2 separate regions of the Homo sapiens genome follow, and region 1 is linked to region 2. A link is a contact called in ENCODE Hi-C or POLR2A ChIA-PET data. All regions are on one chromosome and are shown on one strand. The core of a region is the stretch at or near the end of the contact, and the rest is flanking DNA. Distances in the headings are between cores, read along the strand shown. Region 1 overlaps CMTM8 (CKLF like MARVEL transmembrane domain containing 8). Region 2 has its middle 38 kb from the start of CMTM8.

Region 1 (4,268 bases), core at 686-3,185, 140 kb before region 2:
TTTCTCTGTAACTGAAGCTTTTTACACTTGTGTGGAGCCAAGAAGTCTACTTCCAGCTCCCTGCATGTATGGACTGAGCTTGAGAGCTCTCTCATGAGTAATAATGCCAACACGATGTCAGGCTAAGTGAACTGTGAATGTGTAACCCTGAAGCTCTGTCTTCCCTGCCCTGTGTGGACACCTGAATGCCACACGGTCCACCTCAATACCATGGTTAGCATGCCCCTGTTCCTGTTTGGTTAAATGGTATAATCAAGGCCATCTGGCCTGGTAGGAAGAGCTGGGCTTTGAATTCTTACCACCTGTGTGACTAGGCAAATTGCTTTCATCTATTCAACCAATATTTATCGAGGACCTATGTACCCAAGCCCCTGGTAACAGTATAATATCTACTATGGAATAAGGAAACACTTCTTGTACCTTACCTCATTTGACCCACACAGCTAGCCCCCTAAAATAGGTTTTTGTTTTTTGGGTTTTTTTGAGATGGAGTCTCATTCTGTTGCCTACGCTGGACTGCAGTGGTGCGATCTTGGCTCACTGCAACCTCCGCCTCCTGGGTTCAAGCGATTCTCCTGCCTCAGCCTCCTGAGTAGCTGGGATTACAAGCGCATGCCACCACGCCCAGCTAATTTTTATGTTTTTAGTAGAGACGGGGTTTCCCCATGTTGGCCAGGCTGGTCTCAAACTCCTGACCTCAGGTGATCCGCCCACCTCAGCCTCCCAAAGTGCTGGGATTACAGGCGTGAGCCACCATGCCCAGCCTTAAAATAGGTTTTATCATGATGATTTTATAGATAGGAAAACCAAGGCACAGTGAGTTAAAAAACTTAGTCCAAGTTTATTTATTTTTTTTGAGACAGAGTCTTGCTCTGTCGCCCAGGCTAGAGTGCAGCGGCAACCTTGGCTCACTGCAACCTCCGACCCCTGGGTTCAAGTGATTCTTCTGCTTCAGCCTCCAGAGTAGCTGGGATCAAAAGCACATGACACCACACCTGGCTGATTTTTAAATTTTTATTAGAGAGGGGGTTTCGCCATGTTGGCCAGGCTGGTCTTGAACTCCTGACCTCAGGTGATCCACCTGCCTCGGCCTCCCAAAGTGCTGGGATTACAGGTGTGAGCCACCACACCTGGCCTCAAGTTTTTAAACTGTACTACACATCAACATCATGCCGTAAGTAATTTAACTCTTCTGTGCCTCAGTTTCTTCATCAATAAATAGAGATAATACATATTTTCTAAAATCCACATAAGACAATATACTCTACAAAGGATAGTTGCTATTGTGATTAATACCTTAAAAAAAAGAGCAGTTTGGCAGACCATAAGCCTGCCTTAGAGGAATAGGCTGGTGTTTGAGACAGAGAAGCTGGCTCCTGCCGTGTTCTTAGGGATAGGACATTACCTGGAATGCCACCAGCCAGTCCCTTCTCACGTGCAAGGTTCTGGGCATATGGAGATTCTAGTAAAGGCAACAGAAGCCTCTATGCAAATCCACTGTCACGTCTGCAAAACAAGATGCCCGGCAGCTGCCCACCACTGTTGGGCCACTAGGTAGTGCCATCTTCAGGCTGAACAGGGCTGATCACGACAAGGCCTTTTGAAGTGCTGGTCTTTCACATGGCATCTTGGTGAAGGACAAGTACATGGAAAACAGGATGGCAACTAATCCTATTTGCTCTGATGGCTTAAACATCTAAGTTAGAGAGCATGCTGCTCTTAATTCAATGAATTCCAAGAAATCTTGCAAGAAAGGTGATATATTACAGAGTTTGACACAGGAGCCATATTGAGTCAGTAAATAGGCTATGGGCACCTGCCACATGGTAGGCACAATACTGAGTGCCCAGGGTACAAAGGTGAATGAGGCTTGGGTCCCTGCACAGGAGGAATTCGCCATCTAGTGCAAGAGACAAACACAATTCAGTTCTTTCTTTTTCACCAGGGGTTGGCAAACTTTGGCCCAGGGCCACATGCGGCTCACTGTCTGTTTTGTATAGTCAATGAACACAGCCATGCTTATTCATGAATGTATTATCTATGGCTGTTTTCACACTACAACAGAATATGTGGCCTCCTGGCTACATAGCCTGAAATATTTACTATCTGGCCCTTTATAGAAAAAGTTTGCCAATTCCTGTTTACAACCACACACACTCTCTGCACTAGGAAATATACACACATGCACATATATGTGTACTGATGTTTTTGTTACCTGTTTTCCAAATCAGGTTATTAAATATATCAAGCCAGAGAAGATTATACAACGGAAGAGTATACCTCTTTCCTGGAGCATCAAGGAGTTACATTATCCTCAAGCTGACCTCTCCCTACATTTGCTTTCCAGAGTCACAGGGGCTCTTCAAGCCAGTCACCTCCACTCTCATCCCAGGTTCGGAGCCCTTCTGTTTAGCAAGCATGGCGACCATCTTCACTTATCCACTAGAGGGTATCCAAACACTGCTTATGAAGACTAAGGTGATACAACCGGACCCTGTTGAATGGCGAGAGATCAGAGTTTACTGTCTGGATGAGTTCCTACACTTACAACGCCTTGCACAGAGGTGGCAGGGCATGGAAGAATAAACTGGACTCTCACCCATTAGTACCAGACGTTGCCTGGAAACAGATCTGACAAGAAATGCAATCAGCTGGCTGAGATAAGGATGAATTAATACAAAGACTTGGAAGGGCAAATTTAATCCACAAATTCACAGCCTCCTCCTTCTACCCCTGCAAAGTTCTTTTTATTTATTTATTTATTTTTTGAGATGGAGTCTCACTCTGTCGCCCAGGCTGGAGTGCAGTGGTGCGATCTTGGCTGACTGCAAGCTCTGCCTCCCGGGTTCACGCCATTCTCCTGCCTCAGCCTCCCGAGTAGCTGGGACTACAGGCGCCAGCCACATCACCTGGCTAATTTTTTGTATTTTTAGTAGAGATGGGGTTTCTCTGTGTTAGCCAGGATGGTCTTGATCTCCTGACCTCATGATCCGCCCGCCTCGGCCTCCCAAAGTGCTGGGATTACAGGCATGAGCCACCGCGCCCGGCCTACCCCTGCAGAGTTCTTACTGAAGTATGTTTAATACTTTATAGGGGAACTGTGTGGAGCATCAACAAGCACAACCGAAGGGCTTCAGGCCTTGCTGCTTTCTCCAACAAGGCACTTGGCCTCTGGGCTAGAAAGATAGTTTTTAATTGGGAATGGAGAGCTGGCCCTTAGCAGAAGCATGTCTGGATTGCCTGGGAGGATTTCAAACCATGTGGTCGTCTTTCTGTTTTCAAACACAGCATGAAGATGGGCATCTCCTTCCGGTCCTCTCTGACCTTTTCTGAAGTCCAACTGTGTAAGATTCCTTTGGGTACTCTATTCCAGAACAGAACAAAACTTGAGGCCTAGATGTTGCTAGTAATTTGTGAATTACCTTATTCTTGCTTAGGACTTTAGTCTCACGTTCTACGATCAACTAAAGACCGGCACTGTGACAACACCACAGGACCCTGATTTTCCCAGCAGGCAATGGAATGGAAATTGACCTACTGGGCTGGCTTTAAGATATGCCCACAAATTCTTTGATGCTCTTCTTGAAGGTAAGCTGGACTTACTGACTTGCTTTTGATGAACAGAATGTGGCAGAAATTATGCTATGTGACTTGGGAGGCTGTGTCATAAAAAGGAGATAGCATCCATATTGTGAGGACACTCAAGCAGCCTTGCAGGGAGGTCAACATGGAACAGAAATGAAGTTTCCCACCAATAGCCAGCACCAACTTGCCAGCCACGTGAGTGAAGCTGATTCTCCAAGCTGAATCCTTGGAAGTGGATTCTTCAGCCCCAGTTAAACTTTAAGTGACTGCAGCTCTGGCAGACATCTGATGGAACCTTAGGAAAACACCTGAGCCAGAACTGCTCAGCCACGTTGATCCTGAATTCCTTATGTACAGACACCGTGAGTGATAACAAATGTCTTCTGCTGCTTTAGGCTATTACATTTAGGGGTAATTTGTTACACAGAATTAGATGACCAATATACAAAGTACCATCCAATTTTGCCTTATATACAATAGGTAGTGTGTTAGGTGCAAAGCCTGGGAGACCTGGGTTTGTCACTAATTTGCTGTGTGACCACAGACATAACTATTTTCCTGAGCCTTGGTTTGTACCTTCACAAGATGGGTACAGCACCACCTAGGTTGCTGCAGGGTCTTAAGGTGTTTTGTGATCGGCAAAGATAGAGGTAAAAGCAGTGATATCAGTCTCATGTTTTTTC
Region 2 (4,191 bases), core at 1,259-3,758:
ATCCACTCTCCTTGGCCTCCCAAAGTGCTGGGATTATAGGAGTGAGCCACCACGCCCAGCTACACTTGTCATTTTAAAAAGCTGCTTAGCATCTACTCTGCCATTAAGATATTACTTTGAATTTAAGACATTACTTTGAATTTCCTTTGGGAAATCACTCTTTCCTCATTCTCAGCCATGTGATTTAGACGGGATTGATTCTAAGGCTGAGCCCCGACTGGCCTAAGTCACCATCTTGGCCACTTGACTGGTTCAGCAAAGGGAATATATCCCAATCAGAACTAGTGAGACAGGAAGGTGTTTTCTGGGGTATTTTGCTGCCACACAGGCGAGAGCCTGATGCTGCTGGAGGGAGAGCAGCTGGTATAGTATGAGAAGAAATCTAAAAGCATAGAAAAAAAAGTCACCCATGGAGACATCATTTGAGTCTTGCATCACATTGATTCTGAAGCCAGCACTGCCTTTGGATATTGTGGTTATGTAAGCCAATGTAGTCCATTTCTTGTTCAAGCAATTTGAGGTTTTTTAGGGAGGTTGGTTTTGTTTTGTTTTGATTTTGGCCACATGAAACACACACACATCCTCAACTAATCTGTTCTATTTCTTATGTGATTTGGATTTAACCATTTTCAGACTAATGACTTAAAGGATGACTCCAGGCTACAGCAGATCATTTTAAAAGTAACTATTTGCTATTAAAAGCACTTAAGTTCAGGCGCGGTGGCTGATGCCTGTAATCCCAGCACTTTGGGAGGCCAAGGTGGGAGGATTGCTTGAGCCCAGGAATTCGAGAGCAGCCTGGGCAACATAGGGAGACCTCATCTCTCCAAAAAATTAAAAAATTAGCTGGGCGTGTTGGCATACACCTGTAGTTCCAGCTACTCAGGAGGCTGAGGTGTGGGAGGTCAAGGTTGCAGTGAGCCATGATTGTGCCACTGCGCTCTAGCCTGGGTAACAAATGAGATCCTGTGTCAAACAAAAAACAAAAAACAAACCAAAAGCAGGGGGTGTGGGGGAGGCACTTCAGCACTTAACACAAATTGCTGATGTGAAAGCCTCATATTATTTGAAATTTACAATTACTTTTTTTTTTGCTCTTAAGCAGAAATGATTACCCTGACTACTCTTTCTTGATGTTTTGCTTTGGATAAATGAACTGTAATATCATGCGTTTCCCAGTATGGGTCCCTTCAGGAGAAAGAACCACAGCATAGGTGAAGTAGAGGAGGCTTTATATAAAGAAGCTTTAACTATGCTAAAAGAGTAACAATAAGATACAAGAAAACGCTATATGGTACCCTAGGCTGAGGGAAAGTACTAAAGGAAGCACAAATTTGGAAGAGGTTCACATCTCACTGGAGAAGGTGTGGTTCAGCCCACCAGGCAGCAGAGTGGTTTCCAATTCTGCTGGGCCAAAGCTGGCCTACAGCTGCTGGAAAGCAAAAGGCCACCTTCCAGAGTGCAGCCTGGGAGCTGGGCTTGGGTGAGCGTGGGAGTCCGCATGGGGACAGGAACCCCTCAGGGCACATAGGCTGCACCGGAGCTTTGGTTTCCATGACAAGAGGGCCATGGAAAGGCTGTCACCAGGCTGAGGCTGTAATGTCCCAGAGGGACTGTGTCCTGGGCTGGGGCAGGCTCTACTGGATGTCCCGGGACCCATTTCCACTCGGGAAATGACAGGAGAGTCTCTTCCTCCTGCAGTTTCCTCCAGCGCCCTGTACAGAGAAGTTTAATAAACATCACACCCTACTTCAAGAAGAAATGCTTAAAAGAATTCTAGGCTGATCCCAGAGCATATACTGAAGGTTGCATTCGGAGCTGAGAAGCAATAAATTGTGTTTTTCCAAGAATACAGCTCTGTCCAATTCATTAGGGACTGTTTGGGGGGAAAGAATAACAGAAGTTGCCTAATCTTACATACTCAAATTCCGAGTTGGGTTAAGGGTTTCCTGAAGGGGTGAACTTAGTCCAGGCACGTGTCCTCTAGAGTGTTCTATGTACTAGTATGAAGCAGAAAAAAATGGAGATACGCTGTGCTGAGCAAAGTGATAAGACTGACTGTTGGACACTCCAGAGCTTTCATATGCTAATGTATAATAACTTCTCTCCAAATTACTCAGACTGATAACCCTTTTTCCTTCAGGGTTATGTACAAGTTGCCTATAGCAGATTTTTTTTTCTCAAAATTCCCACATCTTCCCACATTCTCTTCTTACAATGTGATATTGAAACTCTTCCCATTGAGAATTCAGATCTGTTTTTCTTCCTCTGAAATTTGCGTGAGCATACGACTATGTTGGAAGCGATACTACATGGCTTCCAAGGTTAGATTATAAAAGACAAAACAGCTTCTGCTTGGTTCTCTTGGGACAATTGTTCTTGGAACCTAGCCACCATGCTTTCAGGAAGCCTAAGCAGCCACGTGCAGGTTTTATGTCCAAAAGGCCCAGCTGCAGTCCCAGCCAACAGCCAGAATCAGTCACCATACATGTGAGTGAGTGAGTGTTCAGTTGATTCCAGCTCCCAGCCATTGAGTCACTCCCAGCTTCCAGGTCTTCCCAGTCAAGGCCTCCGACATTGTGCAGCCGAGGCCAGCCAGCCATACAAAGTCCTTCCCAATTCCTGGACAAGTAGGATCCATGAGCGTAATACAATGGTTGTCGTTTGAAGCTACGAAGTTTAGCCTGGTTTGTTACACAGTAATAATTACTGGAGCACACCCTGTAGGAAAGACTTTCTTGCAAATCCCAACTGCGTTACAGTTTTGTCCCATCCTTCAATCCTTCTTTTCACTAATATCAGGCTGTCCACTGGTTAGACCAGATATCCACTGCTCTACCAAAATGGTTGCCAGTGTGCTGCAACTCTGTGAGCAAATTCTTCTCCTCTGTGTGACCCATACTGACCCGGGCACTTTCCAGATTCTTTCTCCATAGTGTAAGATATGTTCTCCTTAGGTCTGGAGAGGAGAGGATGCTTGACTTATCCCAGGTTGTTTAACCTTAGGATTGTGTGTTGGTCACAAAGTGTAAAGAAGTGAGTCTGAGCGTAGCCAGTTCTGTTTCTTCCCTTTCAGAGTGACTGCCCACTGGGGTATTAGCCCTCCCCAGGATAACTCCTCCTGCTTCTTCCCACTCCTCCTCTTCCCTTTCCCCCTTTGTTTTCCTCTCTCCTTCCCCTTCCTCTTCTTCTCCTCCTATTCCTCTTCCTCACTCCCTCCTGCTTCTTAAGCAGTTACCAGAAGCCAGGCACAGCAACATAACGAGGTGTGAGCAGTGCTGTCATCCCCTGGTTGGTGCTGTTCGTATTCCTAATCCCTGTGGATCCCTTTACCATTTCTCTGCACACAGGCTTCCCAGCCAGCACCTGAGTCTCTGGTTTCTTTGTCCTAGAATGGTTCTTGGGCTGCCTAGTTGCAAATGCCTGGCAGTTTACACACCTCCTTCCCCCAGTAGCCCTTAACCCTTGTGGAACTAAACCAAAACTTTCCTCTATGGAATCTGGCTTGACATAGCACTTTAGCTTGGCCCTCTTCCCTTCCCTGTCTCCTGGGAATATTTCCTGATATGTCACTTTTGCATGAATCCTAGTCTCCGGGTCTCTTTCCGAGAAATTCAGCTTAAGATATTTCTATTTAATAATCAGGGAAACTGAGAAGTAAATTGCACAATCTCTGTAAAAAAATAAGTGATTGACATTGAGATTTTAACCTGGCTTCCTTTGGATCTCAAATCTACATACCTGCTCATTACTCAATACCGCTTCCCGAAATAAGGCAGCCAGTTAACACCTAGGTCTCTCCCCAGGACAGCTCTAGGCAAAGCACTGCTAGGAAGAGCCACCCATGCCAAGTCAGCTGCCTGTTTATCCACCACCCCACAGTTCTTTAAAGGTAATCCTTTGAGAGCAGATCGTGCTATATTGAAGTTTGCAGCCCCACAACATTATTATGCTCATGACTCTGCAATTTGGACAGGGTTTGGTGGGGAAGGAAAGGCTCGTCTCTGTTCCATGTGGTGTCAGCTGCAGGCCTCAACTGGGGAAAATCTGCCTCTAAGATGGCGCACTCAGGCTTTCAAGTTGGTGCTGTCAACTAGACGATCAGCCAGGGCTGAGGCTGGAGGGGTCTCTCTAGGTGGGTCTCTCCATGTGGCTTCTCATAGCAGCAGAGCCAGGCTCCAAGGGCAAGCC

Evidence for each region. Hi-C counts contacts between places; a loop is a spot of excess contacts on that map. ChIA-PET counts read pairs that join two places held with the same protein, here RNA polymerase II (POLR2A). Pooled maps may share reads with other maps.
Region 1: a map of mammary epithelial cell shows a loop between it and region 2 (2.1-fold over the local background). The contact joins two enhancer-like sites. A Hi-C loop is called at or near these places in 4 of 168 maps with a recorded cell type or tissue (adrenal gland, mammary epithelial cell, pancreas and 1 more) and 3 of 50 pooled maps. POLR2A ChIA-PET finds 5 or more read pairs at or near these places in 4 of 52 experiments (Caco-2, HEK293T, WTC11 and 1 more).

The regions. Positions count from the first base shown.
Region 1 is chr3:32,338,463-32,342,730 of GRCh38, reverse strand. The region is part of intron 1 of CMTM8 (CKLF like MARVEL transmembrane domain containing 8); the gene reads right to left. Among named protein-coding and RNA genes, the nearest start is that of CMTM7, 51 kb to the left of the region's middle. Within about 2 kb of position 1,935, at least 2 of the 41 ENCODE cell types and tissues checked have a DNase peak (open chromatin) inside an H3K27ac peak, as active enhancers do.
Region 2 is chr3:32,198,953-32,203,143 of GRCh38, reverse strand. No RefSeq gene overlaps it. Among named protein-coding and RNA genes, the nearest start is that of CMTM8, 38 kb to the left of the region's middle. Within about 2 kb of position 2,508, at least 7 of the 41 ENCODE cell types and tissues checked have a DNase peak (open chromatin) inside an H3K27ac peak, as active enhancers do.